Regions from separate parts of the Homo sapiens genome. Here region 1 is linked to region 2. Evidence: read pairs that join two places in POLR2A ChIA-PET (ENCODE). Cell type or tissue: GM12878. All regions are shown on one strand. Each heading gives the region's core, and the rest is flanking DNA. Links, peaks and the distances in the headings are about the cores only. Region 1 overlaps GET3 (guided entry of tail-anchored proteins factor 3, ATPase). Region 2 holds the start of SYCE2 (synaptonemal complex central element protein 2).

Evidence for each region. Peaks named below come from ENCODE experiments on the same cell type or tissue, not always from the same donor. Only the 100,000 strongest peaks of a DNase experiment are listed, where the experiment ranks them.
Region 1: POLR2A ChIA-PET joins it to region 2 with 5 read pairs; 11 of 35 experiments call an interaction of 5 or more read pairs at or near these places.

What each region holds. Positions count from the first base shown.
Region 1 is chr19:12,744,746-12,750,107 of GRCh38, forward strand. It overlaps GET3 (guided entry of tail-anchored proteins factor 3, ATPase), which reads left to right. Exons shown (of 7, transcript NM_004317.4): 3 at 632-780; 4 at 864-1,014; 5 at 2,452-2,559; 6 at 2,650-2,847; 7 at 3,228-3,578. The coding sequence ends at 3,359. Among named protein-coding and RNA genes, the nearest start is that of BEST2, 4.4 kb to the right of the region's middle. RefSeq lists an enhancer at 319-819. In GM12878, for the core only: no CTCF peak of the experiment used is centred there; no DNase peak of the experiment used is centred there.
Region 2 is chr19:12,916,682-12,922,007 of GRCh38, forward strand. SYCE2 (synaptonemal complex central element protein 2) reads right to left here and starts at 2,612. Exons shown (of 6, transcript NM_001105578.2): 1 at 2,562-2,612; 2 at 1,541-1,656. The coding sequence starts at 2,576. MIR5695 (microRNA 5695) reads left to right here and starts at 3,639; the gene lies at 3,639-3,723. RefSeq lists an enhancer at 2,292-2,431. In GM12878, for the core only: no CTCF peak of the experiment used is centred there; a DNase peak (open chromatin) is centred at 2,670; H3K4me3 peaks cover 320 bases; H3K27ac peaks cover 275 bases.

The DNA.
Region 1 (5,362 bases), core at 363-5,362, 170 kb before region 2:
GATGATAAACATGATAAGGGAATCATGAGGGATGTGAGGAAGGGCTAATTTTTTTTTCAGATAGGTCTTGCTATATTGCCCAGGCTGGTGTCCAACTCCTGGGCTCAAGCGATCCTCCCATCTCATTCTCCTGAGTACCTGGGACTACAGGCGTGAGCTATCCTGCCCAGCTCCTAAGGGCTAAACCTTAAGGAGAAAGGAAGGCAGGGCAGGGGTGTCGGTGGATCTGTGCTGTTACTTAGGGTGGTCAGGGAGTCTCTCAGTGGAGGGATGATGATCCGGAAGAGGTCATGGCCCAGTCATGGGAGTATCTGGGGTTGCAAGTGGCAGGTTGCAAGTGGGGAGTAGCAGTGTAAATGGCCCGCAGTGGGTTTCAGCTTCCCTTTGAGGGCCCTGGGCACAGCTTGCAATTTTCCCCTTGTTTTTGACCCTTTATGCAACCATACAAAACCCTAAGTACTACCTCAGGGTCCCCCCAGCCGTGACCTAATGAAATGCCTGTGGTCACAGCCCACCACAGGCTCCCTCTGGCCCTGTGCCCGGGTAGGAAGGCTCCCCCTGGCCCTGTGCCCAGGTGGGAAGGCTCCCCCAGCAGTAGCAGCAACCTCAGTCTCATCCCTTTGGCCCCCAGGAGATTGACCCCAGCCTGGGCGTGGCGGAGCTGCCTGACGAGTTCTTCGAGGAGGACAACATGCTGAGCATGGGCAAGAAGATGATGCAGGAGGCCATGAGCGCATTTCCCGGCATCGATGAGGCCATGAGCTATGCCGAGGTCATGAGGTCAGGCCCAGCCAGCAGGGGTGGGGGCTGCCTGGGGAAGGGGAAGAGCGGACACAGAGGGCCTGACCCCTGTCTCCCCTCAGGCTGGTGAAGGGCATGAACTTCTCGGTGGTGGTATTTGACACGGCACCCACGGGCCACACCCTGAGGCTGCTCAACTTCCCCACCATCGTGGAGCGGGGCCTGGGCCGGCTTATGCAGATCAAGAACCAGATCAGCCCTTTCATCTCACAGGCAGGCGGCGGGGGCCCCCACCTGCACCATCCAGGCAGCCGGGAGTGGGAGTAGGCCCGGGCCCCCAGACCCTCAAATGCGCACTAACAATTCCCTTTCCTTCCCACCCCTTCTCACTCTGGACTTCTCCCTGGAGGGGATGGGACGGAGCTGTCTTTCCTCCCCCACAGGCAGGACTCAGTGTCCCTGCCCCTGCCCGCTAAATACCCTAGACAGAGCCAGAAAGCACATTCCAGAACCAGGCAACCTGCCTTCAAACCCTCTACACTCACCATGTGACCCAACTGCTGTGTGACCTCAAGCAAATCACTTCACCTCTCTGGGCCTCACCTTCCTTGTCTTGCAAATGGAGATCATGAGAGTGCCCCATGGGTTATTATTATTATTATTCGAGACGGAGTCTCGCTCTGTCACCCAGGCTGGAGTGCAGTGGTGCGATCTTGGCTCATTGCAACCTCCACCTCGTGGGTTCAAGTGATTCTCGTGCCTCTACCTCCCAAGTAGCTGGGACTACAGACATGTACCACCATGCCCAGCTAATTTTTGTACTTTTTGTAGAGATAGGGTTTTGCCATGTTGCCCAGGCTGGTCTTGAACTCCTGGCCTCAAGCAGTACACCCACTTCGACCTCCCAGAGTGCTGGGATTACAGGCATGAGCCACTGTGCCCAGCCCCCATGGGTTATTATTACGATGACAACCCTAAAGCCCCCACAGTGCTGCACACCACCAGCACCACCCACCATGGTGTATGTGCACGTGTGGGTGTGTGCGTGTCCCCTGTGGGGACCTGTGCCTCAGGTGGTAACACTGAGCACTTACTGTGTGCCAGACACTATTCTCAGCACATTATATGCTTCAGCTCATCTGGTACAACAGATCTGGGAGGTAAAGTTTAGAGATGGGGAAACTGAGGCTCCAGGAGGGTCAAGCCCCTTAGCTATGGTTCCCTAAAAATGGCAAAGCTGAGGCCGGCCGCAGTGGCTCATGCCTGTAATCCTAGGACTTCGCAAGGCCGAGGCAGGTGGATTGCCTGAGGTCAGGAGTTCAAGACCAGCCTGGCCAAAATGGTGAAACCCCACCAGTACTAAAAATACAAAAATTAGCCGGGCATGGTGGTGCGCGCCTGTAATCCCAGCTACTCAAGAGGCTGAGGCAGGAGAATCGCTTGAACCCAGGAGGCGGCGGTTGCAGTGAGCCAAAATCACGCCATTGTACTCCAGCCTGGGCAACAGAGTGAGACTCCATTTCAAAAAAAAAAAAAAAAGAAAGAAAGAAATGGAAAAGCTAGTATTTGACCAACCCCAGGAATCTGCTTATGGGCCTGAGCCTTTAACCACTGGGAGGTATCAGGAGTCATCCCTCGGGTGTTTAGTGAACCCCCAACCCAGGAGGTCGCCGCAGGTAAGCTATGAGCCCTCCCACATCCCCCCTGCAGATGTGCAACATGCTGGGCCTGGGGGACATGAACGCAGACCAGCTGGCCTCCAAGCTGGAGGAGACGCTGCCCGTCATCCGCTCAGTCAGCGAACAGTTCAAGGACCCTGTGAGTGGTGGTCTGGCTGGCGGTGAGAGGCCCGGGGGCTGAGGACAGGGGCAGACCCCGCCCCTCACTGTCCTCTCTCGTGCCCTGTAGGAGCAGACAACTTTCATCTGCGTATGCATTGCTGAGTTCCTGTCCCTGTATGAGACAGAGAGGCTGATCCAGGAGCTGGCCAAGTGCAAGATTGACACACACAATATAATTGTCAACCAGCTCGTCTTCCCCGACCCCGAGAAGCCCTGCAAGATGTGTGAGGCCCGTCACAAGATCCAGGCCAAGTATCTGGACCAGGTGTGCCCACCCACCCAGCACTGGCTCAGCAGAGGCACCTCTGCCCCTTTATTCTCTGATCTTTTGCTCCACCATCTGGCCCTCTGCCCTCTAGCCTCCTGCCCTTTGCCCCCACATTTCAGATCCTTCACCCTTATTCCGGCCATAGAGGACTGTGGCTGGCCTGGCCTAGGTCCCTGTGACCCTGGAGAGCAGGGGGTCTAGCCCAGTGATCTCTGACCATAGTGATGCAGCTCCCACTTATGACACCTTAAGCTCCTGCCCTATATTCTCTCCCTGACTCTGGAAGCTTTCTAGCTTTACCGCTTCTATTGATCCACACTCTGTCTCTGCCTTCCTGCCCCCTGACCACTGCCTTCTACCCTCTGCCCTGGCTGCAGATGGAGGACCTGTATGAAGACTTCCACATCGTGAAGCTGCCGCTGTTACCCCATGAGGTGCGGGGGGCAGACAAGGTCAACACCTTCTCGGCCCTCCTCCTGGAGCCCTACAAGCCCCCCAGTGCCCAGTAGCACAGCTGCCAGCCCCAACCGCTGCCATTTCACACTCACCCTCCACCCTCCCCACCCCCTCGGGGCAGAGTTTGCACAAAGTCCCCCCCATAATACAGGGGGAGCCACTTGGGCAGGAGGCAGGGAGGGGTCCATTCCCCCTGGTGGGGCTGGTGGGGAGCTGTAGTTGCCCCCTACCTCTCCCACCTCTTGCTCTTCAATAAAATGATCTTAAACTGCTGTATTGTTGACATTGGGAGGTGAGGGTAAGCACCTTTATGTACAGTTGCACAGGTTGTGCACTGGACAGAAGTGTCACATCTAGAGGGGCCCATTCACAACAGAGACCTAATAGAGATGCATGTTTATTGTGGCAACTTTGGAAGGAGGGTGTCTTGGGTGAGAGATACCTTTGTCTCATTCTGTGTGGGTTAAGGTGTCCCTGTTGGGCCTGTGAAGCCTGGAATGGAAGACAGAGGCATTTTCCCACTTCCTTGGAGGCTCAGAGCGTGGGAACTGGGAGGCCCCTTGGCCAGCCCCAGGCTGGTGGGGAGCAGAGCAGATTAGGCCGGCAGTGGGCCCGGCACTGCCTGCTGTTTGGTTTGGGAATTAGTGGGCGCCCTGGGGAGAGGCCAGGCCTGCCAGACTGGGGATTAACAGTCTCCACCCCCCAATTCCTGCCCCCATGGGATGGCATCAGCCCCTCCCAGCAAAGGGCTGCAGCAAGGGGGCTGGTTAGTGGGCAGGGTGACAGAGGACTCCGGCTGGAGGGGCTCCTGAAGTCTCATCCTGACTCCAGAGCGGTCTCAGGCTGTGGGCACACAGGCCTGGAAGGCACCTAGTGGACCCCCTTATCCCCTGCCCTTCGCTCCTCCCTCTGCCACTGCCTGGGCTGCTATTGTTGTCCCCACTTGGGAGACTCAGGATGGGGTATGACCTTGAGAGTTTACAAGTTCCAAGCCAGAGCTGGCTAGGGGGGACAGAAAGGGGGTTCCTGAGGACACACGTGAGTCGGTGTTCAGGCCGGGCGCGGTGGCTCACACCTGTAATCCCAGCACTTTGGGAGGCCGAGGTGGGTGGATCACTTGAGGCCAGGAGTTCAAGACCAGCCTGGCCAACATGGCGAAACCTCGTCTCTACTTAAAATACAAAAATTAGTCGGGCATGGTGTTGGGGTGCTTGTAGTCCCAGCTGCTCCAGAGGCTTAGGTGGGAGAATCGCTTGAACCCCGGAGGCAGAGGTTGCAGTGAGCCAAGACAGGGTAAGACCCTGTCTCAAAAAACAAAAGTGGTGTTCAGGTCCAGTCATGGTGGCTCACGCGTGTAATCCCAGCACTTTGGGAGGCCGAGGCAGGTGGATCACGAGGTCAGGAGTTGGAGGCCAGCCTCCAACTACTCTCTACTAAAAAGACAAAAATTAGTCAGGCGTGGTGGTGCCCACCTATAATCCCAGCTACTTGCGAGGCTGAGGCAGGAGAATCACTTGAACCTGGGAGGCAGAGGTTGCACTGAGCCGAGATTGCGCCATTGCACTCCAGCCTGGGCAATAAAGTGAGACTCCGTCTCAAAAAAAAAGTGTTCAGACCCAGAGTCTGGGTGTGCCAGGGTGTGTGTGTAAGGGGAACCCCACCAGGAGCCTAGACTTGTCACTCCAACTCCCTGGGGTGTGCACAAGCAGGTGTGGGCCTGTTGGGGTGGCATGTGTAAACAAACACGATGGTACAGCCGGCTCCGCGCCAAACTGCCAGGATCCAAATCCCAGCTGTGCTACGAACAAGATGAGATGTGACATCGGAGCCTCAGTTTCCCTACTTAGATAGTAAGATGACCAACTTAGCATGCCCGTAAGGATTCCATGAGATGAAACACGCAAGGCGTTTATACCAGCACCAGACAGGAAACCGCAAGAAATGTTTGTTATTTTTCGTTGTCACAATTAGTAAGCATATCAAATAGCCCAGGAAGCCTGCCCCCAGCCCCTGCGGGAATTCAGCAGTCGGAAGTGTGTGGGGATGCGGGTGAGCT
Region 2 (5,326 bases), core at 1-5,000:
ACCTCCCAGGCTCAAGTGGTCCTCCCACCTCAGCCTTCCAAGTAGCTAGGGCCACAGGTGTGTGCAACCGCACCACACCACGCTCATTTCTTTCTTTCTTTCTTTCTTTTTTTTCAGAGAGATATGTCTCCCTCTGTTGCCCAGGCTGGTCTCAAACTCCTGGGCTCAAGGGATCCTCCTGCCTTGGCCTCCTGAATAGCCAGGACTACATGCATGCACCACCACGCCTGGCTGATTTTTGTGTTTTTAGTAGAGACGGAGTTTCACCATGTGGGCCAGGCTGGTCTCGAAATCCTGACCTCAAGTTATCTGCCAGCGCCAGCCTCCCAAAGTGCTGGGATTACAGGCGTGAGCCACTGCGCCCAGCCTCTACTATATATATACTTTTTTTTTTTTTTTTTGAGACAGAGTCTTGCTCTGTCACCAAGGCTGGAATGCAATGGCACAATCTTGGCTTACTGCAATCTCTGCCTCCCAGGTTAAAGCAATTCTCCTGCCTCAGCCTTCTGAGTAGCTGGGATTACAAGTGTCTGTCACCATGCCTGGCTAATTTTTGTAGACACAGGGTTTCACCATATTGGCCAGGCTAGTCTCAAACTCCTGACCTCATGATCTGCCTGCCTTGGCCTCCCAAAGTGCTGGGATTACAGGCGTAAGCCACCGTGCCCGGCCTACTAAATTTTTCTTTTTTCTTTTTTTTGAGACGGAGTCTCACTCTGTCACCAGGCTGGCATGCAGTGGCATGATCTCGGCTCACTACAACCTCTGCCTCTGGGGTTCAAGCGATTCTCCTGCCTTAGCCTCCCGAGTAGCTGGGACTACAGGCGTGCACCACAACACCCAGCTAACTTCTGTATTTTTAGTAGAGACGGGGTTTCATCATGTTAGCCAGGATGGTCTCCATCTCTTGACCTTTTGATCCACCCCCCTCGGCCTCCCAAAGTGCTAGGATTACAGGCATAAGCCACCATTCCTGGCTTTTTTTTTTTTTTTTTGAGACAGCGTTTCGGTCTTTTTGCCCAGGCTGGAGTGCAATGGCGCCATCTCAGCTCACTGCAACCTCCACCTCCTGGGTTCAAGCGATTCTCCTGCCTCAGCCTCCTGAGTAGCTGGGATTACAGGCATGTGCCACTATGCCCAGCTAATTTTGTATTTTTAGTAGAGACGGGGTTTCTCCATGTTTGTCAGGCTGGTCTCAAACTCCCGACCTTAGGTGATCCACCCGCCTTGGCCTCCCAAAGTGTTGGGATTACAGGTGTGAACCACTGCACCTGGCCAATATTTTTTAATAAATTGGCCCGACATTCTGGCCCGCCTCTAGTCCCAGCCATTTCGGAGGCTGAGGTGGGAGGATCACTTGAGTCTGGGAGGTGGAGGTTGCAGTGAGCCGTGATCATGCCACTGCGTGGTGACAAAGCAAGACGCTGTGTTAGGAGGGAAAAAAAAAGCAGCAGACACTGGCATAGCCTTGTGGAAGAAAAGGGTGAATGAGAGGGACCCAGGGGCCTGTGTAGACCCATAGGGCTGGGATCTTCCTCACCTAGCTGGCCCTCCACCAGCTTCCTCCTCGCAGTTCTCTTCCCACCGCGGATGCTCCTTGCTCTCCCCCAAGGGCTGCGGTTCCTGGTCTTTGCATTTCACATGGGGCACGTCCACCTGCAAGCACAGTCAGGACGGAGGCCAAGGAGGGAGGATGAGGAGTGAACAGATCGCCCTCCTGCCGACCCTTCAACCCTGGTCACCTCGATGTGCTGCTGCGGGACGGTGGGGACCCGCAGGAAAGACGGGCAGGGCTGGGGCAGGTGCCATGAGGGCAGGGGCATGGGGTGAAAGGACACTCTGTCCCTAGGGGACACCAGGACACCAGACCTAGAGGGGCCGGGTGAGGGCAGGGCTGTGGGAATGTAACTGGAGGACCTGGGCTCCTAACTGGTATGTGTGTTGGCTGGAGTCCTTCGAGAAAGGAGAAGAGGTAGGAGAAAAGAGATGAGGCCGGGCGCGGTGGCTCACGCCTGTAATCCCAGCACTTTGGGAGGCGGAGGCGGGCGGATCACGAGGTCAGGAGTGCGAGAACAGCCTGAGCAATATGGTGAAACCCCGTCTCTACTAAAAATACAAAAATTAGCTGACGTGGTGGTGCGTGCCTGTAATCCCAGCTACTCGGGAGGCTGAGGAAGGAGAATCACTTGAACCCGGGAGGCAGAGGTTGCAGTGAGCCGAGATCACGCCACTGCACTCCAGACTGGGCGACAGAGTGATACTTCGTCTCAAAAAAAAAAAAAAAAAGAAATGAAAGAAACGGGTGCGGTGCGTGGGTGTTTGTGCCTTTCTCTACTCCGTTCCGGCCACGCGCCATGTGTGGAAATCAGACCCGTCAGTGCGTCAGTCAGGGCCGGGTTCAGTCAGTCAGGAAATTTGAGGCCAGGCCTGATGAGAGGGAGCCCCAATGGCAAAGGACAAGCGGCCGGGCTCGGGTCCGCTGGAGATGGCTGGGATCGCAGCCGTTCCCTGCCTATCTGTCCGCCCGCCCCACGCGCGAGAAGGAAACAAGCGCCGCGTACTCCCTGTCGCTCCATTCCGTATTTTCCCGCCTTCAAGCTCGCACCCTCTGCGCATGCGCCGACCCCGCCCCTGGCCAGCTGCGCTCCCGCGGACGAGTGTGTTGTGACGCGTGCTCCCGGCCCCGCCCTCTTTGAGAACTTGCGCGGCCAACTGGGCGGGGCCGACCGTTAAGCAGCAGTTTCGCGGTCCGCGGGCTGCGCGCGCAGTCGGCGCCCCTTGGGAGCAGGACGGCGCGCTCTGGGTGCGCTTGTGTGCCCCTGTGAGGCTCCTGGGTTCCACGGGGCGCCCAGGTTATACGGATCTCAGAGTCCTGTATTTATTCGGTGCTTCTAACTTCATCCACTCTGCCTTGGAAAATATACTCCATAACAATTTTTTTTTTTTTTTGAGACAAGATCTTGGTCTGTCGCCCAGGCTGGAGTGCAGTGGTGCGATCACAGCTCACTGTAGCCTCGACCTCCCAGGTTCAAGCGATCCTCCTGCCTCGGCCTCCTGAGTAGCAGTGTCATTCACCAGGCCCTTCTAATTTAAAAATATTTTTCTGGCCGGGCGCGGTGGCTCACGCCTGTAATCCCAGCACTTTGGGAGGCCGAGGCGGGTGGATCACCTGAGGTCATGAGTTCGAGACCAGCCTAGCCAACATGGTGAAACTGTCTCTACTAAAAATACAAAAAATAGCCGGGCGTGGTGGCGGGCGCCTATAGTCCCAGCTACTCGGGAGGCTGGGGCAGGAGAATTGCTTAAACCCAGGACGCAGAGGTTGCAGTGAGCTGAGATCATGCCACTGCACTCCAGCCGGGGTGACAGAGTAAAGCTCCGTCTCAAAAAAAAAAAAAAGATTGTATGTATATATACACACACACACACACACACACACACACATAATTATATTTTTTTTTCCTGTAGAAATGAGATCTCACTGTGCTGAGCCCAGGCTGATCCCCAACTCCTGGGCTCAAGCCGTCCTCCCGTCTTGGTCTCCCAAAGTGCTGTCTCAAAAAAAGAAGAAATTATCTGATCTACCCTATTGACTGTAGGTCATAAGACCCCCGTTTCAAAGAAGTTTCTGCCCCACACAAGGCCTATCTATCTAGATTCTTCTTGGCCTCTCTGAGCATGCATTCCTGAGACTCCAAGAAGAATCTAGACAGATAGGCCTTGCTGGGTTTCCCCACTCAGCCTATTAGTATTAGACGACCCCCCCGGCTTTTTTTTTTTTTTTTTTTTTTTGTCTTGCTCTGTTGTCCAGGCAACACTGGAGTGCAGTGGCAAGATCTCAACTCGCTGCAACCTTGGCCTCCCAGGTTCAAGCGATTCTCAGCCAACCAAGTAGCTGGGATTACAGATGCACCATGCCCAGCTAATTTTTGTATTTTTAGTAGAGATGGGGTTTTTCCATGTTGCTCAGGCTGGTCTCAAACTCCTGGCCTCAAGTGATCCACCCGCCTCAGCCTCCCAAAGTGTCAGGATTACAAGTATGAACCACGACAAACCCTTTTTGTCCAATCAAATTTCTACCTGGGTGTTCAAACTTTGCTGAACCTAAGCATAAGACACTTTTCATTAATCAGGCATGGTGGCGGGCACCTGTAATCCCAGCTGCTTGGGAAGCTGAGGCTGCTGTGAGCCAAGATCGCCCCTACACTCCAGCCCAGGGAACAGAGCCAGACTCCGTCTCAAAACAAAACAAAACAAAAACACAGTTTCCCCTGTATCTCTGGATCTTCATTCTGAAGGCTTGTCAGGTAACACTATGATCAAATACATTCGTATTCCTTTTCTCTTATTAATCTGCCTTTTCTCAGTAATTTTTAGTGAAACTTCAGAGGGCAATAAGGAAGCTTTCTCTTCACCCCTACACAGCCAAAGTTCAGATTTGATGGAAATGGCAAGATTCCAGGGTACTTGTGTTTATTTAGACACATAAATATGTATTTAACGACAGGGTCTCACTCTGTTGCCCAGGCTGGAGTGCAGTGGTGTAATCACGGCTCATTGCAGCCTCGACCTCCCAGGCTCAAGTGATCAACCTCAGTCTCTGGAGTACCTGGGATTACAGGCATGAGCCACTATGCTGAGCTAATTTTTGTTTTCTGTTTTTGGGGGACAGGTCTCACTCTGTGGCCCAGACTGGAGTGCAGTGGTGTGATCTCAGCTCCCTACAACCTCCACCTCCTGGGTTCAAGTGATTCTCCCACCTCAGCCTCCCAGATAGCTGGGACTACAGGTGCCTGCCATCATGCCTGCTAATTTTTGTTTTTTGTTTTTTTTTTTGGAACAGAGTCTTCTTCTGTCACCCAGGCTGTAGTGCAGTGGCACAATCTTGGCTCACTGCAACCTCCACCTCCTGGTTCAAACGATTCTCGTGCCTCAGCCTCCCGGGTAGCTGGGACTACAGGTGCTCACCACCACGCCCAGCTTTTTTTTTGTATTTTTAGTAGAGACGGGTTTTCACCACGTTGGCCAGGCTGCTCTCGAACTCCTGACCTCAAGTGATCTGCCTGCCTCAGCTTCCCAAAGTGTTGGAATTACAGGCGTGAGCCACCACGCCCAGCCTAATTTTTTTTTTTTTTTTTTTGAGACGGAGTCTTGCTCTATTGCCCAGGCTGGAGTGCAGTGGTGCGATCTCCGCTCACTGCAAGCTCCGCCTCCCAGGTTCACACCATTCTCCTGCCTCAGCCTCCTGAGTAGCTGGGACTACAGGCACCCGCCACCACGCCCGGCTAATTTTTTGTATTTTTAGTAGACAGGGTTTCACCATGTT